Regions from separate parts of the Homo sapiens genome. Here regions 1, 2, 3, 4, 5 and 6 are each linked to region 7. A link is a contact called in ENCODE Hi-C data. All regions are on one chromosome and are shown on one strand. The core of a region is the stretch at or near the end of the contact, and the rest is flanking DNA. Distances in the headings are between cores, read along the strand shown.

What was found. A loop is a pair of places that touch in the nucleus more often than their neighbours do. Pooled maps may share reads with other maps.
Region 1: a map of naive thymus-derived CD4-positive, alpha-beta T cell shows a loop between it and region 7 (30-fold over the local background). The contact joins the enhancer-like site here to the promoter of GTPBP6 in region 7. A Hi-C loop is called at or near these places in 1 of 168 maps with a recorded cell type or tissue (naive thymus-derived CD4-positive, alpha-beta T cell), 4 of 37 single-sample maps with no recorded cell type and 8 of 50 pooled maps.
Region 2: a pooled map shows a loop between it and region 7 (11-fold over the local background). The contact joins the promoter of DHRSX here to the promoter of GTPBP6 in region 7. A Hi-C loop is called at or near these places in 2 of 37 single-sample maps with no recorded cell type and 10 of 50 pooled maps.
Region 3: a map of ascending aorta shows a loop between it and region 7 (7-fold over the local background). The contact joins the promoter of ARSD here to the promoter of GTPBP6 in region 7. A Hi-C loop is called at or near these places in 1 of 168 maps with a recorded cell type or tissue (ascending aorta), 1 of 37 single-sample maps with no recorded cell type and 7 of 50 pooled maps.
Region 4: a pooled map shows a loop between it and region 7 (10-fold over the local background). The contact joins the enhancer-like site here to the promoter of GTPBP6 in region 7. A Hi-C loop is called at or near these places in 2 of 37 single-sample maps with no recorded cell type and 7 of 50 pooled maps.
Region 5: a map of naive thymus-derived CD4-positive, alpha-beta T cell shows a loop between it and region 7 (11-fold over the local background). The contact joins the promoter of LINC03112 here to the promoter of GTPBP6 in region 7. A Hi-C loop is called at or near these places in 1 of 168 maps with a recorded cell type or tissue (naive thymus-derived CD4-positive, alpha-beta T cell), 2 of 37 single-sample maps with no recorded cell type and 10 of 50 pooled maps.
Region 6: a loop to region 7 is called in a map of ascending aorta, with 7 times the contacts of the local background. The contact joins the promoter of CD99 here to the promoter of GTPBP6 in region 7. A Hi-C loop is called at or near these places in 4 of 168 maps with a recorded cell type or tissue (ascending aorta, naive thymus-derived CD4-positive, alpha-beta T cell and psoas muscle), 4 of 37 single-sample maps with no recorded cell type and 18 of 50 pooled maps.

The regions. Positions count from the first base shown.
Region 1 is chrX:2,628,873-2,632,060 of GRCh38, forward strand. It overlaps the pseudogene CD99P1. Among named protein-coding and RNA genes, the nearest start is that of LINC00102, 15 kb to the left of the region's middle. Within about 2 kb of position 1,284, at least 11 of the 41 ENCODE cell types and tissues checked have a DNase peak (open chromatin) inside an H3K27ac peak, as active enhancers do.
Region 2 is chrX:2,499,486-2,502,603 of GRCh38, forward strand. DHRSX (dehydrogenase/reductase X-linked) reads right to left here and starts at 1,491. Exons shown (of 7, transcript NM_145177.3): 1 at 1,332-1,491. The coding sequence starts at 1,440. ZBED1 (zinc finger BED-type containing 1) reads right to left here and starts at 1,491. Exons shown (of 2, transcript NM_001171136.2): 1 at 1,332-1,491.
Region 3 is chrX:2,927,695-2,930,773 of GRCh38, forward strand. ARSD (arylsulfatase D) reads right to left here and starts at 1,645. Exons shown (of 10, transcript NM_001669.4): 1 at 1,538-1,645. The coding sequence starts at 1,581. RefSeq lists silencers at 1,133-1,292, 1,313-1,662.
Region 4 is chrX:2,709,223-2,712,112 of GRCh38, forward strand. The region is part of intron 1 of CD99 (CD99 molecule (Xg blood group)); the gene reads left to right. Among named protein-coding and RNA genes, the nearest start is that of CD99, 19 kb to the left of the region's middle. Within about 2 kb of position 1,474, at least 17 of the 41 ENCODE cell types and tissues checked have a DNase peak (open chromatin) inside an H3K27ac peak, as active enhancers do.
Region 5 is chrX:2,607,446-2,610,664 of GRCh38, forward strand. LINC03112 (long intergenic non-protein coding RNA 3112) reads right to left here and starts at 1,722. Exons shown (of 2, transcript XR_001755779.3): 1 at 1,661-1,722. It overlaps MIR6089 (microRNA 6089), which reads left to right and starts at 1,746; the gene lies at 1,746-1,809. It also overlaps the pseudogene CD99P1. RefSeq lists an enhancer at 1,093-1,617.
Region 6 is chrX:2,689,786-2,692,772 of GRCh38, forward strand. It overlaps CD99 (CD99 molecule (Xg blood group)), which reads left to right and starts at 1,510. Exons shown (of 10, transcript NM_002414.5): 1 at 1,510-1,642. The coding sequence starts at 1,576.
Region 7 is chrX:317,202-320,245 of GRCh38, forward strand. It overlaps GTPBP6 (GTP binding protein 6 (putative)), which reads right to left and starts at 1,595. Exons shown (of 10, transcript NM_012227.4): 1 at 1,238-1,595. The coding sequence starts at 1,586. LINC00685 (long intergenic non-protein coding RNA 685) reads left to right here and starts at 1,944. Exons shown (of 1, transcript NR_027232.1): 1 at 1,944-3,044.

The DNA.
Region 1 (3,188 bases), core at 34-2,533, 2.3 Mb after region 7:
CTGAGTCACTGGGAAGGTTGTAGTACTTCCTGCTTCCTGGAGATGGTAAATAAACGTCCTGGGTCACTGAGGAGGTTGTAGCACTTCCTGCTTTCCTAGAGATGGTCAGTGAACATCCTGGGTCACTGGGGAGGTTGTAGCACTTCCTGCTTCCTAGAGATGGTCAATGAACTTCCTGGAGATGTTAAATAAACTTCCTGGGTCACTAGCGAAGTTTGTAGCACTTCCTGTTTCCTGGGGATGGTAAGAGAACTTCCTGGGTCACTGGGGAGGTTGTAGCACTTCCTGCTTCCTAGACATGATAAATGAACTTCCTGGGTCATTGGAAGGTTGCAGCACTTTCTAGTTTAGAGGGACATTATAACACTTCCTGGTTTATCTGGAGATTGTAATGCTTTCTGATTCATAGGGACATTGTAAAACTTTCTGGCTCACATTGTTACATTTCCTGGTTCAAATGGATAATAGTAGCACTTCCTGGTTCACAGGGACATTGTGACACTTCCTGGTTCTTATGGGTAATTGTAGCATTTCCTGGTTCACAGGGACATTGCAACGCTTTTTGGTTCATACACATAATTGTTAGCACTTCCTGATTCCCAGGGACATTGCAACACTTCCTGGTTCATAGGGATAATTGTAGCACTTCCTGTTTCATAGGGACATTGTAATACTTTCTGGTTCATACGAATAACTCTAGTACTTCCTGGTTCATATAGATAATAGTAGCAATTCCTGGTTCACATGGACATTGCAACACTTCCTGTTTCACAGAGACATTGCAACACTTCCTGGTTCATTCTGATAATTGTATAACTTCCTGGTTTGCAGGGACATTGTAACACTTTCTGGTTCATATGGATAATAGCACTTCCTGGTTCATAGGGACATAGTAACATTTCCGGGTTCATACATACGGATAATTGTAGCACTTCCTGGTTCATACGGATAATTGTAGCACTTCCTGGTTTGCAGGGACATTGCAATACTTCCTGGTTCATATGGATAATTGTAGCACTTCTTAGTTTTTAGGATCATTGTGACACTTCCTGGTTCATAGTGACACTGCCACACTTTCTGGTTCATATGGATAATTGTAGAACTTCCTGGTTCATAAAGACATTTGGAACCGTCTGGTTCATAGGGATAATTGTAGCACTTCCTGGTTCATAGGGACATTGCCACACTTCCTGGTTCATCTGGATAATTGTAGCACTTCCTGGTTCATAGGGAAATTGTGACACTTTCTGGTTCATAGTGACATTGCCACACTTCCTGGTCCATGTGGATAATAGTAGCACTTCCTGGTTCGTAGGGACCTTACCACACTTCCTGGTTCATCCAGATAATTGTAGCACTTCCTGGTTCATAGGGATATTGCCACACTTTCTGGTTCATATGGATAATTGTAGCACTTCCTGGTTCATATGGATAATAGTAGCACTTCCTGGTTCACAGGTACATTACAACACTTCCTGGTTCATTCAGATAATTGTAAAACTTCCTAGTTTGCAGGGACATTGTAACACTTTCTGGTTCATATGGATAATTGTAGCACTTCCTGGTTCATAGGGAAATTGTGACACTTTCTGGTTTATAGTGACATTGCCACACTTCCCGGTCCGTGTGGATAATAGCACTTCCTGGTTCGTAGGGACATTGCCACACTTCCTGGTTCATCCAGATAATTGTAGCACTTCCTGGTTCATCGGTAAATTGTGACACTTTCTGGTTCATAGTGATATTGCCACACTTCCTGGTTCATAGTGACATTGCCACACTTCCTGGTCCATGTGGATAATAGTAGCACTTCCTGGTTCATAGGGACATTGCCACACTTCCTGGTTCATCCAGATAATTGTAGCACTTCCTGGTTCATAGGGATAGTGCCACACTTCCTGGTTCATAAGGATAATAGTAGCACTTCCTGGTTCACAGGTACATTACAACACTTCCTGGTTCATTCAGATAATTGTAGAACTTCCTAGTTTGCAGGGACATTGTAACACTTTCTGGTTCATATGGATAATTGTAGCACTTCCTGGTTCATAGGGAAATTGTGACACTTTCTGGTTCATAGTGACATTGCCACACTTCCTGGTCCGTGTGGATAATAGCACTTCCTGGTTCATAGGGACATTGCCACACTTCCTGGTTCATCCAGATAATTGTAGCACTTCCTGGTTCATAGGGATATTGCCACACTTTCTGGGTCATATGGATAATTGTAGCACTTCCTGGTTCATATGGAAAATAGCACTTCCTGGTTCACAGGGACATTACAACACTTCCTGGTTCATTCAGATAATTGTAGAACTTCCTAATTTGCAGGGACATTGTAACACTTTCTGGTTCATGTGGAGAATTGTAGCACTTCCTGGTTCATAGGGAAATTGTGACACTTTCTGGTTCATAGTGACATTGCCACACTTCCCGGTCCATGTGGATAATAGTAGCACTTCCTGGTTCATAGGGACATTGCCACACTTCCTGGTTCATCCAGATAATTGTAGCACTTCCTGGTTCATAGGGATATTGCCACGCTTTCTGGTTCATATCGATAATTGTAGCACTTCCTGGTTCATATGGATAATAGTAGCACTTCCTGGTTCACAGGTACATTACAACACTTCCTGGTTCATTCAGATAATTGTAGAACTTCCTAGTTTGCAGGGACATTGTAACACTTTCTGGTTCATATGGATAATTGTAGCACTTCCTGGTTCATAGGGAAATTTTGACACTTTCTGGTTCATAGTGACATTGCCACACTTCCCGGTCCGTGTGGATAATAGTAGCACTTCCTGGTTCATAGGGACATTGCCACACTTCCTGGTTCATCCAGATAATTGTAGCACTTCCTGGTTCATAGGGATATTGCCACACTTTCTGGTTCATATGGATAATTGTAGCACTTCCTGGTTCACAGGGACATTACACACTTCCTGGTTCATTCAAATAATTGTAGAACTTCCTAGTTTGCAGGGACATTGTAACACTTTCTGGTTCATATGGAGAATTGTAGCACTTCCTGGTTCATAGGGACATTGTAACACTTCCTGGTTCATAGGGACATTGTAACATTTCCAGGTTCATATGGATAATTGTAGCACTTCTTAGTTTTTAGGATCATTGTGACACTTCCTGGTTCATCTGGATTATTGTAGCACTTCCCGGTTTATAGGGAA
Region 2 (3,118 bases), core at 241-2,740, 2.2 Mb after region 7:
TGGGCTGGGCACAGTGGCGCTCTGTCTGTAATCCCAGCAGTTTGGGAGGCCCAGACTGGAGGATTGCTGCAGGCCAGGGGTTCAAGACCAGCCTGGGCAACATGGTGAGATGCCATCTCTACAAAAAATTTAAAACATTAGCCAGGCGTGGTGGCTCACGCCTGTAAACCCAGCACTTTGGGGGACCCAGGTAGGAGGATTGCTTCGGCCCATGAGTTTCAGACCAGCCTGGGCAACGTAGCAAGACCCTATTGCTACACAAAAAAATTAAAACATTAGACAGGTGTGGTGGCTCACACCTGTAATCCCAACAGTTTGGGAGGCAAAGGAAGGAAGATCGCTTGAGCCCAGGAGTTCGAGACCAGCCTGAGCAACATAGCAAGACCCCGTCTACAAAACTTTAAAACATTAGTCGGATGCAGTAGCTGGTGCCTGTAATGCCAGCACTTTGGGAGGCTGAGGCAGGAGGACTGCTTGAGCCCAGGAGTTCGAGAGTAGCCTCGGCAACAGAGCAAGACTTCATCTCTACTTCCTATTACAAAAAATAATAATAATAATAAATTCTGAACCTGCAAATCTAGGAACAGAAGTTATCTGCATACACAAAACACAGTGGCGGTCATCACTGATGAGTTCAGACAGTGAACGAGTCCTGCAAAGTTGGAGATCTGTGACTCAGAGATGTTTACAAAGGCCAAGGAAACAAAGTTGCCACTTAACGGGCCTGCCCTCCCCACCAGACCTCCGTGGCTCCCCAGTGCCCGAGAAGCCGCCTCTGGGCCCCCTCTGGAGACGTCCTCCGGAGAAGGGCCCATCCTCACTTACCCTGGGGTGGGTAGGGGTCGAGGTCCCTGGGACGCCCGCTCCTCCCCTCCGGGGCCTGGCGGGGGCGCGCGGTCACTGGCCGACCGCAGGCGGCAGGCAGAGCCGCCTGATGTCTTGGGCGCGGGGCGTGCGAGCCCCCGGGTCCCCGGCCATGGCCCGGAGGTGTCAGGGTGCGCGGGGGGGCGGCTGCACGGGGGCTGCTTGGTTGGAGCCCGACCCGGGACAGGCGGGGAGGCCACACGCGCGGGGAGGGAAGGGTCGGGCCGGGTCGGGCCGGGCCAGGCGCGCAGAAGAGCCGGCGGGGACGGAAAGCGCGGGGCGGGGAGGTCCCAGCGCGCACGCCGCCCCCCCCCCACCCCCGGCCACACCTCGACCCCCGCCCAGCCCCACTTCCGGGAGCGCCACCGCCTCGCCAAGGTCACGCGGAGCCCCCGCGCCCCCGCCCCCGAGCCAGCCCGCGCCCACCCGGGTCCCCGGAGCCCTGACCCCTGCCCCGCCCCGCTGACCTGGCTCCAGGAAGCCCCCGCGGCAGCGCCGCAGCAGCTGCGCCAGGATCACCGCGGCGCCTACCGCGTAGACCCGCAGGGCCGCCCGCGCCGCAGACAATGGCGACATGGCTGCCCCGGCCGCGCCGCCGCCGCTTCCGCGCCGCCCGCGGGACTCTGCGCCCGCCCGCCCGGACGGACGGCGGAAACGCGCGCGCCCCGGACCGCCCCCTGCCCGCCCCGAACCGCCCCGGCCTGCGGGGAACCCCCAACCCCAGACCCCGCCCGGGCCCTCTGGGATCCCGCACCGCCTGCAGGACTGGGGACCCCGAGCGGACAACCGACCCCAGCCAGGACACCCCCCCCAGGACCACAGACTCCAGCCAGGAACCCCCCCCTGCAAGGACCATAGACTTCAGCCAGGACCCCCCCCCCCAGGACCACAGACCCCAGCCAGGACGCCCCCAGGACCACTGACCCCAGTCAGGACCCCCCCTTCAGGACCACAGACCCCAGCAGGGACCCCCCACACACACCCCCAGCCAGGACCACAGACCCCAGCCAGGAATCCCCCCCAGGACCACAGACCCCAGCAGGGACCCTCCACACCTCCTCCAGGACCACAGACCCCAGCAGGGACCCTTCCCCCTCCCGGCAGGACTGCAGACCCCAGCAGGGATCCCCACCACCACAAGACCAACAGCCCCAGCCAGGACGCCCCCAGGACTACAGACCCCAGCCAGCACCCAAGTCAGATCCATAGACTCCTCCCAAGAACACCCCCCAGGACCCCAGACCCCTGCTGGGACCCCCAAGACCACAGGCCCCCCCACTGGGGCACGCCCAGACACCCCACCAAGAACCCCACCAGGACTACAGACCTCCACCAGGACTCCCCAGTACCACAGATCCTCCCAGGGCCCCCCAGGACCACAGACCTCCACTGGGACCCCCACCACCAGGACCCCTCTCCAGGATCACAGACCCCTACTGGGGCCCCCTTCTAGGACCTCCACCTCCATCACAACCACCCCCCGGACCACAGGCCCCAGCCAGCACCCCACAAGACCACAGACCCCTGCCAGGACGCCCCCCAGGACTACAGACCCCAGCTGGACTGCCTCTCCAAGACCCCACACTCCAGCCAAGACCATGGAACCCCATTCAAGCCCCAGCCAGGACCCCCACCATGGGATCACAGATCCCCTACCCAGACCCTGCAGGGGACCAGGACCACCACGGGAACCACCCTCCCCATCTTAGCCAGAATCATGTAACCCCACGCAGACCTCAGCAGGGACCACAAGGACTTGGACCCCATAGGGAACCCCAGACAACCACCCAGAGCCATGCCAGGATTATGGACCAGGACTCCCACAGAGGACTCTGAACAGCTGTAAGGACCATGGACCCCACACCCTAATTCGTACTGACACCACAGAACCTGCCCCAAGCACGGACCCCACACCCCAGTTCCTGCTGACACCACAGAACCTGCCCCAAGCACGGACCCCACACCCCAGTTCCTACTGAGACCACAGACCCCACCCCAATTCCTGCCAGGCCACAGACACCACCCACCAAACCTACCCCTCCACTTCCCTGCCCCCAACAACCCTGCAGGGATCACAGACCCCCTTCCCGGCCCCTGCAGAGAACTCCAGACTACTTCAGGGACCACGAGCCCCCTCCCCACCCTGATCCCTACTGGGACAGCAGACCCCTACTCAGACCTTGGTTGGGAACCCCAGACAACCACAGAGTTACCTGGGCTCCCTCAGGGAACCCCAGACCAGCACAGAACCCCC
Region 3 (3,079 bases), core at 395-2,894, 2.6 Mb after region 7:
GACTGATTTCGGGTCTAGTCTTCGTGTGCAACTTTGTGACTTCACCCTAGTCTCTGATTAGTTGGGTTTTGCAACCAATCAGATGTTTGCACAGGAGTGTGACCTTTGTAACTTCACCCTTTGGTTGGCTGCTGCCTGCAACCAATCAGACTGATCGCGGGCCACCACTTCAGTTACATGAGGTGAGCATGAAGTGGCCAATGGGAAACTTCTAGGGGGTATTTGGACCCAAGAAGATTATGTACCCGGGCCCTTGAGCCGCTGCTTGGTCGGCTCCCACACTGTGACGTGTCCTTTTGTTTTCAATAAATCCCTGCTTTCCTTCTTTTGTTGCTTCATTCTTTCTTTGCTGGGCGTTTTGTCCAATTCTTTGTTCAAAACGCCAAGAACCTGGACAACTTGCAGTCACGACCCTCTACCGGTGGCACTGGGGCGCAAATGAAGCTGGGAATGCAGGACCCGGCGCATCTGAGGAAGTGCAGCGGGGCATGGCGGTGCTAGAGGGTGGGGACATGGAGGCGGCACAAGGCCAAGGCGCCGGGGGATGGCCAGAGGGAAGTAACGGCCGCGCTTGTGGTGGAGATGGGGACGGGACAGAGAAGTCTTGGGGGGTGACCGGGGTAGGCACGGCGGTGCTGGGGGGAGGGCGCCCAATGAAGCCCACGGGGGGGAAAGGGGCGTGTCTTACCGAGCGTGTTGGGGGAGTCACAGCCGTGCTTGGGAGGATGGGGTCTGGGGGAAGGACGGGGCGCGTCTTAGTGGGATGAGGGGGAGGGCACAGCCGTGCTGGGAAGGCAAAGGGCCGGGGGGCGGGATGGAGCATGTCATGGTGGGGCCGAAGAGGCGGGGGGCGGGAAGGGGCCTTCTTAGAAATCGGGAGGGCGTCACAGCTGTGCTCGGGAGGACGGGGCGTTGGGGAGGGACAGGGAGCGTCTTAGTGGACCCGGGGAACACGGCCGTGCTGGAAGGCATCGAGCTGGGGGGTTGGGGGCGGGACGGGGTGCCTCTTAGGAAGTGGGGCGGGCAAGGCTACGCTTCGGGGGATGGAGCCTTGGGGCGGGACGGGGCGCGTCTTAGTGGGGCAGAGCGGGGGGCGCGGTTCGGGGCGGGTCTTAGGGAGCCTTTGAAGGCCGAATCCGGGCAGCGGTGTAGCTGGGCGTGGAAGGCGGAGGACCCAGCAGGGCGTGACCGGCCCAGTTTCCGCTCCCTCCGGGTCCCGGCCAGCCTTCCTCCGCCCTCCCTTCCCTTCCTCCTTTGTTCTCTTTCCCTGCCCTTCCGCCTTCCCTTCAGTTCGGTCTCCTCCACCCGCCCTTCGTCCCCTCAGTCGCCCCCCATCCCTGGGCTCTGCTGTCTGGCGTCTTTCCCGGGCACAGAACGCGCCTCCAGCTACATTTTGGAGACTACAAGGCGCCGGACACAACCACGCCCTTTACAGGGGCCCAGGCTCGCCCGGGGCGCCCCTCGCCGTGCTCGCGACCCCCTCCCCAGGCCCCCACCCTAGGCCTTAGTATGGGCCGCGTCCCGGGGTCCCAGGCACCTGGCGGCGGGCGCGGCGCGTCCCCTCCGCGCGGCGGATCGCATGGCCGAGCGCTGGCCCAGAGCGCAGGACCTTGCCCTGCGCACTCCGCGCCCGGGCGCCGCTAGTGCCAAGGCTTCCGCCCTCTCAGCTGCGGGATCTGGGCCGGGCGCCCGCCCCTCCTTCATCCGCGTCATCTCCTGGCTCTCGGGACCTCCGGGACCTGCGCGTGGAAACAGGTTTTCCCAGGTCGTCACACGGGAAGGCCTGGGCTAAGGAGCTGATTAAACCCAGTTACGATTGACCGGGCGCGGTGGCTCCCGCCTGGAATCCCAGCAGTTTGGGAGGCCAAGACGAGTGGGTCACCTGAGGTCAGGAGTTCGAGACCAGCCTGGCCAACCTGGTGAAACCCCGTCTCTACTAAAAATACAAAAATTAGCTGGGTGTGGTAGTTCACGTCTGTAGTCCCAGCTATTCGGGAGGCTGAAGCAGGAGAGTTGCTTGAACCCGGGAGGTGGAGGTTGCAGTGAGCTGAGATCGCGCCACTGCAACTCCAGCCTGGGCGACAGAGTGACACTCCGTCTCAAAAAATAAATAAATAAAAATAAAAAATAAACCCAGTTAGGCTTGAGCACAGGGAGCCCCTTTTCTTTTTGTCAGGAAGGGTCTTAGGACCTACCCAGAGCAATCAAGTTGCGATTTCAGTTTCTCAAAGCTTGGTGTTTGAAATGTCTGTTCCGGATGCTGGACTTGTACTCTAAGTCTGGGACGGGGAATGCTAGATGGGCCCTTTTTTTTTGCTTTTATTACTATTATTATTATTATTTTGAGATAGGGACTCACTCTGTCGCCCAGGCTGGAGTGCAGTGGTGCGATCTCGGCTCAGTGCAACCTCCGTCTCCTGGGTTCAAGCGATTCTCCTGCCTCAGCCTCCCGAGTAGCTGGGACTACAGGCGCGTGCCACCACGCCCGGCTAATTCCAATTGCTATTTTTATCTTTGTTTCTTTCATCAGACTGCTGTTGAAATTACTCCTTTTGATTAATCACTGTGCCCTGGACCCCTCCCCATCTTTTCTGTGACTCATCCTTTTGTTTTTGAATGATGCTATTTTGCTCATTACCCTCTCACGTAATGCTTTTTTTGTATCTTTGGCTCTCCCTTTGTTGTTTGTTTGTTTTGTTTTTAACTCTTTTGACCTCTAGAAAGATCAAGGCTGAGAGTTGAGGCTGCAGTGAGCCTTTGTTTTTGTCTAACTCTCTTGACCTCCAGTCGCTGATTCTCTCAAGCCCCTTCATGTCTTACCTCATCCCCTCACATCCCCTCACAATGCAAGATCTGGTCAAAGTATAAATTCATATTTTGTAGGAAATGCTAGCTTACAAAACAATATCACATCCCTACCTCCAGCCCAGGTGACCCACTTTCCCTCAAAGGGGGTTGCTTAGGTCCTCTTCCACTGGTCAGGGACAAAATGATTCCATAGTCTTCAAGATTAACAGTACTTTCTTTTTCCAAGGCTGAGGCTGTCAAGGGTGAGGCTGTCACCGCCTCCCAAGGAAGT
Region 4 (2,890 bases), core at 224-2,723, 2.4 Mb after region 7:
CATGCATATATGCATGCATGCACACGTGTGCACCCACACAGCAAGTCACATGTGCACGTGAGCACACATGAAAACACACAAGCACATGCACATACTCCTGCAGTGCACATGCACACCCATATATGCATGCACACAGGTGTGTGCTCAGATAGCACCCTCACACATATGCACACAAGCACACAGGCAAACACGCAGACACATGAACAAATGCACATATATATTCATGCAGTGCACTTGTGCACATATACACATGCAAACAGGTGTGCATTCAGCACACTCACAATGCACATGAAAACACGTGTGCACACACATGCAGTGCAATACATATATGCATGCACATGTGTGCCCACACCATACACCCACACATACGTGCAGGAGCACACACGTGCACACACAGAAACCACATGAATGCATGAGCACGCGTATATGAAATACACATGTACACATGAGCACATCCACACGCGCACATGCATGAACATAGACACACACATGCATGTACATAGACACGCACATGCATGTACATAGACATGCACACGTATACCCAGGCCCTGCATTGGAAAAAATCCAAAATGTGGCTTGGTTGCAAAGAGCACATGAAGAGCTGTTGAATGCAGAGGTGCCCAGCAAGAAGCATGGACCTAAACCCGAAGGTGGTTGGGGGAAGCTTGGGGACACCTGGGTGGGCAAATGGCCCCCCTGAGGCCCAGGGACAGATGCAAAAACCCAGCAAGCCAGGAGGGTCTTTGAAAAAAAAAATGTGTACCACATGTGACATTTCCCATGTGAGGGAAGCATCGAGATCATACTGTGTTTTCCCTGTGCCCTGCGATTTTGCAGCTGACATGCCCTTTCTGTGGAAATATATAGCAGTCCTCATGCTAGGATTGCGTGTTCTGTGTCAGGCAGCTGGGCATGGGAGTGCAGGGTGTGGGGTGGAACCTGGGAGGAGAGTTCTAGTTTTACCACTGTGTTCCGGCCGTGGGGTGTCCTGGGGAATGGAGGCCACCTCCTGACACTGGAGTTTCCTGGGTTCTGCTGTGAGCGAGGAGTGGGAGAAGACAAGACTCTGGTCTTAGAAACCTTCCGAGTCTCGTACGCCCTTGACTGCCGTTTCTGAGTATTTCCTGAAGCTTGGGAAGGATGAGTCACTTTAAGGGGATTGTCCTATGTTGCTTTGTTTTGTTTCTTTAGTGACGGTGTCTATGATCATCTTCTGTTTATGAGGGTGAAATTACAGAAATAAGAAGGGTTACACTTAAAATAATATCTGTACTTTACTTTCACGTGTGGGGTTTTTTTTTGTCATTGCTGCTGCTTTTTTTTCTTTAACATTCTGACAGTTCTGTCTGCTTATTATTAAGTCTTCCTACCTTTCTAAAGAGAATGTCTTTCTTGCTAAAGAATACATTATGGACTCTTGGAATCTCTTTGTTGGGGTGGAGGGGGTGGGGACTTGCCCTGACTTGCTGGGAATGCCCATAGGGTTTAGAAGTCACGTCTACCGCTGAGGCACTAACAAAGGTAAGCCTTCAAGGAAGCACTGTCATTTCCGGGGAAGAGAGTTTTGAGGAAATTGAAACAGTTACGAATTGATCTAGCAGTCCCTCTACTAATGTATCTACATATGAAGATATGTAGAGATGACTTTTTTTTTTTTTTTTTTTTTGAGATGGAGTCTCCCTCTGTCACCCAGGCTGGAGTGCAGTGGCATGATCTCTGCTCACTGCAACCTCTACTTCCCGGATTCAAGCGATTTTCCTGCCTCAGCCTCCTGAGTAGCTGGGATTACATGCGCATATCACCACGCCTGGCCAATTTTTTTGTATTTATAGTAGAGACGGGGTTTCACCATGTTGGTTGGGCTGGTCTCGAACTCCTGACCTCGTGATCCTCTCACCTTGGCCTCCCAAAGTGCTGAGATTACAGGTGTGAGCCACCGCACCCGGCCCCAGAGATGACTTCTAAACCTTCAGGGTATTCCCAGCAAGTCAGGGCAAGTCTATATATATATAATATATATATGTGTATATATATATTTGTATAAATATATAATTCGTATATATAGTATGTATATATAGTATATATAGTATGTATGTATATGGTGTGTATATATGTAGTGTGTGTATACATAGTATGTGTATATACAGTATGTATGTATATAGTATGTGTATATATAGTATGTGTGTGTATTATATATATATATAGTATGTGTATGTGTGTATATATATATATGTTTATTTGGGATAAGGAAAGGAAATCAGTATGTCAAAGAGACACTCCCCTCCCATGTTTATTGCAGCACCATTCGGAGTAGCCAAGACATGCAGTCAATGGAAGAGCCCATCAAGGGATGAATGCAGAAAGAAAATGTGCTATATCAACTCTGTACATTCACTAAAAGCCATTCATTTGCACAGTGAGAATAAGTGCCTTTCATGCTATGTAAACTATGCCTCAATAAAGCTATTAAATGAACAAAGAAAATAGGGTATATTCACAATGGAATGGTATTCAGCTTTAAAAAAGAAGGAGGTTGGCTGGGTGCGGTGGCTCATGCCTGTCATCCTAGCACTTTGGGAGGCTGAGGCAGGTGGATCACCTGAGGTCAGGAGTTCAAGACCAGCCTGGCCAACATGGTGAAACCCCGTCTCTAGTAAAAATACAAAAAATTAGCTGGGCATGATGGGCGGGCGCCTATAGTCCCAGCTACTCAGGAGGCTGAGGCAGGAGAATTGCTTGAACCCAGGAGGCGGAGGTTGTAGTGAGCCAAGATCATCGCACTCCAGCTTGGGCAACAGAGTGAGACTCTGTCTCAAAAAGAAAAAAGAAGGAAGTCCTGCCATTTGCAACAACATGGATGGAACTGGAGGACATGATGTTAAGTGCAGTA
Region 5 (3,219 bases), core at 472-2,971, 2.3 Mb after region 7:
TCCACCACTTCCTACCCCCAGACCCATCTATCCACCCATCATCCACTGACTTCAAAAGCTTCATTTGATCGTCTGTGCAGCAGACATGGTGTGTGATGCTCTGACACCTCTTAAGTGCTTTGGTTGCCCACAAGAACCTCACGGGAGGTCTCTAAGTTGGGCTCAGACCTTGGTAATGAAAACCAGAAATAAAAGTGATTTAAAGAAAGCTGATAGAAACCTAACTTTAGCAAATGGTAAGATAAAAATGTACTCCTTTGTCCTGTAAAAGAAGTTGGGAATGTGAGTCGGGCTGGCACAGCCGTCCTGCTGTATCATCAGCCACCCTGATACCTTTGCTCAACGTGTTCTGCCATGCTTAGAATACAACTTCTGGCCGGGTGCGGTGGCTCATGCCTGTAATCCCAGCACTTTGGGAGGCCGAGGTGGGCGGATCATGAGGTCAGGAGTTCGAGACCAGCCTGGCCAACAAGGTGAAACCCTGTCTTTACTAAAAATACAAAAAGTAGCCTGGCATGGTGGTGCATGCCTGTAATCCCAGGTACTGGGGAGGCTGAGGCAGGAGAATCACTTGAACCCGGGAGGCGGAGGTTGCAGTGAGCCAAGATTGTGCCACTGCACTCCAGCCTGGGCCACAGAGCAAGACTCCATCTCAAAACAAACAAATAAACAAACAAACAACACACAGACAACTTCTATCCTGTAGGAGACTTCCTGCTTCGAACTGGCTGCTGGGACTCCAGCCATCACGTCATTATCCCAGGCAGGTTCAGGATGAAGCAAAGACCAAAAAAAAAAAAAAAAGAAAGAAAAAAGAAAAATGATTCTGCCTCCAGGAGTGGAGTGCATAGTTAGACTGCTGCATTCCTCAAACCCCTGAGGTGGGCCCCAGGGTGCGGGGCCAGCCCCTCTGGCCTTGCCTGTGTCTGATCCAGGGGCACAGGTGGCCTGGGGAGAGACGGAGTCACCCGCAGGCCTGAGACAGCACAAGACCAGTGTTACCGAAGGGCCCCTGACGCAGCCTGCTGGGGTGAGTCGCCAAGGACCAGGACTCAGCCAGGCGACCCAGATAGGGGTCTTACCCCCAACCCCAAACCACGACCACAAGTCCTCACTCCCAACCCTGTCTCTGAGCTTGCGGCAGAACGTCCTTGGTCCCGCGCAGAGCGGGTATCCGCAGTGTGTCTCAAAGCCCCCCACCCCCGCCATCTTTCACCACTGAGCGCCCCCAGCTCGGACGCTCCAGAAAGGACCAGGGGCCGTGGCTGCCTGTCAAGGCCTACGCCTTTCTAAGCAGGGAGGGGATTGCACTTTGCACCCCTTGGGGATCGCCCTGAGCGCCCCGTGAGCAGCTGGAAGGGGGCCCCATAGTTTTCCGAGCAGAGGAGCAGGAAGAGTTTCATTTCCTCCCCGTTGGGGCTGCCTGGGGGGGGTGCCTGTTAGGAACAGAGAGGGGACAGCAAGGGCGGGCGCGGAGAGGCCCACACCTCTCCAAGAAGGGCAGCGGTTTCTCTTGGCTCCAGGTAGGGGCCGCCCTGGGGCGTGCATTTAAGGGGCTGTAGAGAGGGAGGGACCCGCACTTTCCCGAGAATGTTGGGGGTTTCACTTTGCTCTAGTTGGCGGCATCCTGGCGACGGGCTTGTGGGCGGGGGGCACTCACAGTTTCCTGAGAAGGGAAGGAGGGCGTCCCGTGGTCCCCTCGGCGCGGCCCGAGCCACCTCCGCCCGCCCCCTCCTCTGTCCCCTCCCCGGGCCCGGCGTTCCCTCCCCTTCCGTGCGCCAGTGGAGGCCGGGGTGGGGCGGGGCGGGGCAGGCGCAGCCTGGGCTGAGTTTGCAGGGCTGCTCCCCTCACCCAACCCCTTCGAGTCCTCCGCGGGCTCCGCCCCACCCGGCCCGTGGGGGAGGTTCCGTCCCGCCGCCTTCGCCCGCGCGCTGCACTCGCGGACGATCTCTGCTCGCCTTGGGCGCGCCGTGGCGCGCGGGGCCGTGCTGGCGCTGCGGCTCCTCGGCCTGCTCCGCCGTCTGGTGGCCGCCCCGGTGAGCGAGCGGCGGGATCCGGGTGGGAGGACGCGGGGGGTGGCGCGGGCTGGGCCTGGGGATCCGCCTGGGGATGTGGGGTGCAGGGGCGGGGCGCCCCGCGGGGACACCCGGCCCCTCTTCCGTGCCCGGCGGGACGCGCTGTGCCCACGGGGACCCAGGTCCGGAGGAGGCGCCCACTTTCTCCCCAGCGCTCTTCCTGGGGCCAGGTGGGAGCCGTTTCAGAGGAAAAAGCCAGCGTTTCTTTCGTAAACCAAAAAGTATCTGGGACAAGTCCCAATCCTTTTGAGTTGATTCGGCGAAGATCAGGAAGGAGCCCGGGAGACGGGTCTATGCCTTTCTCCAAAGATACTATTGAGAGCTTCGGTATTTAAAGGGGGAAAGCACGCTGGAGGGGAAAGAAGGAGGAAGGCTCATTTTACCGAATTCACCTGTTGCAAAAGAAAAGCAGCAGGTAGAATAGTCAATTATGTATTTGTCTTGCGCTCACTAAATTGGCACTTTACTAAGATAAGGTCAACAGAGAGTTATTGCACTGTCTGCTTGGGAACAGAAGGAAAGACAGCTTCCTGCCTGACTCAGCTTCCAGCTTTATTATTATTATTATTAATTATTTTGGCAGAGTGAACTGGGGTTCCAAGTTTTAATTTTCCTTCTACAGTTTGCAGAATCGCAAACTCTTAAATTTAGGGGAACCTGGGGAAGAGGTGGCATCCGATTCCCCCCCAACCCTGGTGACGTTCTTATGGATCTTATGGATACTGCAGTCTCTCTTCTCTTTCTGTCTCTCCTCTCTTCTCTTTCCTTTCTCTCTCTCCTCTTCTCTCCCTCTTCCTCTCTCTCTCCTCTCCTCTCTCTCTCTTCTCTCCTGTTCCCTCTCTCTCTTCTCTCTCTTCTTTCTCTCGCTTTTCTCTCTCCTCACTCTCCTCTCTCCCTCTCTCTCCCCTCTTTCCTCTTTCTCTCGCCTCTCTCTCACCTCTCTCCTCTCTCCCCTTTTCTCTCTCTCCCCCTCTTCTCTCTCTCCCCCTCTTCTTTCTCTCCTTTTCTCTCTCGTCTCTCTCTCCTCTCCTCTCTCCTCTCTCTCTCCTCTCCTCTCTCTCCTCTTTTCTCTCTCCCATCTCTCTCTCTCCTGTCTCCTTCTCTCTTGTCTCTCGCCTTTCTCCTCTCTCTATCTCCTCACTCT
Region 6 (2,987 bases), core at 260-2,759, 2.4 Mb after region 7:
CTCCATCTCCCCGGTTCAAGCGATTCTCTTGCCTCGGCCTCCTGAGTAGCTGGGACTACAGGTGCACACCACCACACGCGTCTAATTTTGTATTTTAGAAGAGACAGGGTTTCACCTTGTTGGTCAGGCTGGTCTCCAATTCCTGACCTCAGGTGATCCACCCGCCTCGGTCTCCCAAAGCGCTGGGATTCCAGGCGTGAGCCACCGCGCCCGGCCTAGTTTGACTCTTTTCGTGGACAGTTTGAAGTGTGGAATGCAAGAATATTCAGGGTTATTTGTCAGGCTGCAAAGTTGTTCCACTACCCTGCGGGAAAATGGATACAATTTTAGGCTTAGGTGTTAACAGATAACATTGTTAAGTGTGGGAAGGGCGACAACTGCACTGCAGCTGTGGCCAGTGGCGCGGGAGGGTGTCTAAACTCAAAGCCCACTGGAAGGCGAGTCGCCCATGACCAGGACTAGGGCCCAGGTGCCCCAGATAGAAGGCACCTCGTTCCCTATTGCCCCTCACTAACTCCCGTGACCAGGAGTCCCCACTCCCAACCTTGTCCTGGGGATTCTGGGGAGAAACTGCCCCAGCGCAGAGGCTACTCCAAGGGTTGTCCTTGGTCCGGCGCAAAGGGTTCGTCCGCCACCCTCCCGGCTGCGCACCCCGCGCTCGGACGCTCTAGAAAGGACTTGGGACGGGGGTTGCCTGTGGAGCGGGGGCCTAGGCTTCCTGAGCAGGGAGAGGATTGCACTTTGCTCCCCTTGGGGAACTCCCTGAGGTGAGCAGCGGGGAGGGGCCCCCATACTTTTCCCAGCAGGGGAGCCGGGAGTTTCCTCTGCTCCCACTGCAGAGCAGGGGAGGGTCCCTGCTAGGGGCGGAGAAGGGGCTGCAGGGGCGAGTGGGGAGGGGGGCTACACGTTTCCAAGAAGGGCGGCAGTTTCGTGTCGCTACAGTTGCAGGCGTGCATTTAGGAGGCTGTAGACAGGGAGGGACCCGCACTTTCCCGAGCAGGGGAGCTGCTGGGAAAGTTTGTTTTTTTGCTCCCACTGGAGACCAGGGGGTGAGGGGCGGAGAAGTGGCTGCAGGGGCGAGTGGGGAGAGGGGGCTCTATGTTTCCAAGAAGGGCGGCAGTTTTGTGCCACTACAGTTAAGGGCCGCCCTCGGGCGTGCATTCAGAGGGCTGTAAACCGGGAGGGACCCGCACTTTCCCGAGAACGTTGTAGTTCACTTTGCTTCGGGTCGGCGCCGCCCTGGCTACGGCCCTGTGGGTGGGTGAGGGGGCGTGGGCAGTTTCCTGAGAAGGGGCGGGGCGTGTACCGTACTCCCCTCGGCGCTGCCTGGGCCACCCCCGCCCGCCTACCCCCTCTGTCTCCTCCCCGGGCCCGGCGTTCCCGCCCCTTCTGTGCGCGCGTGGAGGCCGGGGCGGGGCGGGCGCAGCCGGCGCTGAGCTTGCAGGGCCGCTCCCCTCACCCGCCCCCTTCGAGTCCCCGGGCTTCGCCCCACCCGGCCCGTGGGGGAGTATCTGTCCTGCCGCCTTCGCCCACGCCCTGCACTCCGGGACCGTCCCTGCGCGCTCTGGGCGCACCATGGCCCGCGGGGCTGCGCTGGCGCTGCTGCTCTTCGGCCTGCTGGGTGTTCTGGTCGCCGCCCCGGGTGAGCGAGCGGAGGGATCCGGGTTGGGGGACGCGGAGGGCGCGGGCCGGGACTGGGGATCCGCTTGAGATGCGGCGTTGGGGGCGCCCCGCGGGGACACCCGGAGCCTCCTCCCTGCCCGGCAGGACGCGCTGTGCCCACGGGGGCCCAGGCCCGGAGGAGGCGCCCACTTTCTCCCCAACGCTTTTCCTGGAGCCGTTCCAGAGAGAAAAGTCAGCGTTTGTTGTCGGAGTTGCAAACTCTTACATGTGGGGCGGCCTTGGGAGAGGTGCGTCCGATTTTTCCCAATCTAGGGGACCTTCTTACAGATCTCTCTCCCTTTGCATGAGCCCCTCACCCCACCCCGTTATCTACCCCCAGGGTTTGGGGACCTGCGTCTTCAGGCCGCGCGCGGAGGCCGCCCTGGAGTTGCCTGTCACAGCCACGCCCTGCGTCCCGGGCCTAAATTTGGAATCGCTAGGAGCCTGAGACCCGGGTGGTGGGGGGAAGGGAAGGAAAAGTTAGAAAAAAACTTTGAGCCCTGAAAATGTTCAAAAATACTCTGTGGATGCGGGCTCCGGGAATTTCAGCGCGTGCTGTGCGCCAAGCAACACGGGGCGCAGAAAGAAACGTGTGCTTACCAAATTGTCCATCTGCGGCGGTGGAGAATTCGGAAAACAGAAAAAGTGGGCAGGGAAGAAAGAGCCACGGTCACCCTCCCACGCCCTAAACCGGGCCTATTTCTAATTATTACTTTAATCATGTTTTTCTGTTTCCCTCCCTTTGAAACGGAAACGGAGACCCTGCCGGATGTGGTATGTTATAAATTCTTTTTTCATGTTATAAATTCTTTTTTCAATGGTCAGTGCATTTTTTGCTCTTCGTATGGGCAGGCTTTTAAGTAGACCGGCTTGCGGGCAGTGTGGACTTCAGGACGGGCCTTATCAGGGCTGGACGTATTTAGGAAGGAGACGCGGGAACGCCCGGCCCTGGGGAGGACGGAGGAGGCCCGATTTGTGTTGATAGGATCTAGCTCAGCCTAGAGCTGCGGTGACTAGGCCGGGTCTCTATTTTTAGGGAGGAGTTGCTAATGGATTTACACCCTCTTTAAAGGGGTCCCGGGTATCCTAGAAATTGTGCTTTCACTTGGTAGAGATTAGAGATAATGAAGCCTGCTCCGTAGAGGAAAACTTGGAGGACTTTCCAGCCTGCAGGGGAGGTTCCAAGCAGAGCTTCCTGTTTCTCCCTTTTCTTCCTAAATGTCCTTCTTGCGGGCAACCTGTCACCACGGACGGGATGGCTCTGTAGGGTTTTATCAGCTGCATTTGTTCCCCAGGCACCTGCAGATGAACGGGTTTTTCACTTG
Region 7 (3,044 bases), core at 345-2,844:
CCAGGGCCTCTAAGTAGGAATCTGACGGGAGAAGGACACCGGAGCCACAGCGGGACACGAGGGCGACCCTGCCTTACATGGAATTTGGGCTCCAGGCGGGCGCAGCAGGGAACCCGGGAGCTGCGGGTGCTCAGGGGATTACTGAGGAACCACCGGCAGGTTTGGGGAGTAGAGAGGCAAGAGGTCTGCGCGCTGTTCTGAGCAGTTCGGGGCTTCATCTGTTCCAGGAATTAGCCATTTTGGAAAACACCCGTAAAGAAAAACCACTCATCGACTACAGGAGCTTCCAAGGGAAAAATCAACCTTTATGAGACTCTGACACGTGCAGCGACTTATTCATTTGCATTTCCTCCTGGGGGGTGGGGGGTGGGACTAGACACAGATTGGTCCGCTGGACGCCCTCCCTTCCCTGACCTCAAACACACCGTGCCTACCTCTAACCCAGAGCAAGAGAAACGTAGGTCCCATCGGCGAGAACCGCCCCGGCCCACCCAACCCCACCCCACCCCACCCCACCCCACCCCACCCCACGGACCCCACGGGCCCCACCCCATCCCACGGACTCCACCCCATAAGCTCCGCCCCCGCACTTTTACCCCATAGGCCCCTCCCCCGAAGCCCCGCCCACGCACCTCCACCAATGATATCCTCCCCTCTTCCCCATAAGCCCCGCCCTTTCACCCATGGGCTCCTCCCCCGAACCCCACCCATGCACCTCCACCTATGAGATCCTCCCTTCAGAGCCCCGCCCCCGCATCACCATCCATAAGCTCTTCCCCTCAGAGCCCCGCCCCTCAGCGCCACGCCCTGGCATCTCCAACCATCAGACCCTCTCCTTAGAGCCTGGCCCCCTGAAGCCCCGCCCCTACGTCGCCACCTGAGCTCTTCCCCTCAAAGCCCCGCCCTGGGTCTCCACCTATGAGATTCTCAGGTCAGAGCCCCGTCCCTGAATCTCTACCTATGAGCCTCCCCAGAGCCCCGCCCTTGCATCGCCAGCTATGATTCTCCCGAGTCCCGCCCCTGAATCTCCACCTATGAAATCCTTCCTGCAGAGCCCCGCCCTTGCGCCTCCACCTATGAGATTCTCCCCACAGAACCCCGCCCCTGAATCTCCACCTATGAGATCGTCCCTTCAGAGCCCCGCCCCTGAATCTCCACCTATGAGCCCCCTCCCCTCAGAGCCCCGCCCCCAGGTCTCCAGCTCCTGTTTCTCCCCCGAAAGCCCTGCCGCGGTCACCTCGAGTCATCTGCGACTTCCCCGGGCCCCACTTGACGTCAGGGTGAACCAGACACACGCGCTGGGTCCCCGCCGGCAGCAGAGGCTCTCCCCGCAGCAGCTCCTCCTCGGCGTTCTCGTCCGCATCTTCCGGCTCCTCCTCGTCGTCTCCCGTGCGGCTTCGGCCGCCGTCCGCCCGCAGGCCCCGCCCTCCGCCCCACGGCCCCTCCAGATTCCCGGGGCTCCTGCGGCCGACAGCGGCTAGCGCGCGCGCGGGGCAGGACGGCGCGGCTGCCCGCGGAGCCGAGCGGCCGCGGCCCACGCGGGAGAGCCGCAGCCCCGGGCGTACGGCGGCCCGCAGGGCCCACATGGCGCGTCTGGAGGCTGAACGTTGGGGCGGGGGCTGCCCACAGGCCGCTCCTCATCACGTGCTCGTGATTGGCGTGCGGCCGGGGCTGGCTCACCAGCGCCTCTCCCCGGCACAGGCCGTGCTCCTCATTGGTCATCCGGCGTCACGTGCTAGTGATTGGCGTGCAGCTGGGGCGTGCTCACCAGCGCCTCTCCGCAGCATAGGGCGTGATCCTCATTGGTCATCCCTTGTCACGTGCTGGTGATTGGCGTGCGGCCGGGGCGGGCTCCCTAGCGCCGCGCCCCGGCAGGGCGTGCTCCTCATTGGTCGCCCCGCATCAGGTGCTGGTGATTGGCACGCGCTGCCGGCGGGGGAGGCGGGACCGGGCCGCTTCTTGTTCGGCGTGGGCGGCTCCTGGCAGACCCATCCCGCGGTGCAGCCGCCGGCCCGGTAGGCGCCAGGACCCCGAGCCTCGGCGGCGGCGGCGGCGGCGGCAGCGCTGCCTTCACTCACCTCGTCCTCGCTCCCGTCCTACCCCGTTCCGCGCTGGGTGGAGTCCAAGTCTGATTGCGAGAGTCCGGAACGCCGCCTCGGGGGCTTGACTCCAGCCCCGGGGATCGAGAACGGCGCCCAGGGGTCCCTACGTCTGCCTTGGGGGCTCGAGTCCCGCCCTGGGCGTCCGTGACGTCGCCCAGGGGTCTCCACGTCTGCCCTGGAACCTGGAGAGCCGCCGTGGGGGCCCCGGAAGCTGCCCCGGAGTCCCCACGTCTGCCCTGGGGGCTCGAGTCCAGCTCTCAGGGTCCCGGACGCCACCCAGGGGGTCCCCATGTCTGCTTTGGGGGCTCGAGTCCAGCCATGGGGGTCCTGGACGCCGCCTCGGCGTCCCCGCGTCTGCCTTGGGGGCCCGAGTCCCGCCCTGGGGGTCCTGGACGCCGCCTCGGCATCCCCGCGTCTGCCTTGGGGGCTCGAGTCCCGCCCTGGGGGTCCCCGATGCCGCCCGGGGGTCCTCACGTCTACCTTGGAGACTGGAGTTCCCCCGTGGGAGTCTCGGACGCCACCCCGGAGTCACCGTGTCTAGCCTTGGGGGCTTGAGTCCAGCCCTGGGGGTCCTGGACGTCGCCGAGGAGCCCCCACGTCTGCCTTTGGGGCTTGAGACCTGCTCTGGGGGTCCCGGTCGCCGCCCAGGTGGGTCCCCACGTCTAGCCTTGGGGGCTTGAGTCCAGCCCTGGGGGGCCCGGATGCCGCCCGGGGGTTCTCCTCGTCTGCCTTGGGGGTTGGGTCCAGCCCCAGGCGTCCTGACCACCGCCCAGGGGCCCCCACGTCTGCCTGGGGGCCTCAAATTCAGTCCTGGGGGTCCCGGACGCCTCCCAGGGGTCTTCATGTCTGCCGTGGGCCTCGAGTCCAGCCGTGAGGGTCCCGAATGCTGCCTTGGAGGGTGGAGTCCAGCTCTGAGGGTCCTGAAGTCAGCTTTGGGGGTTC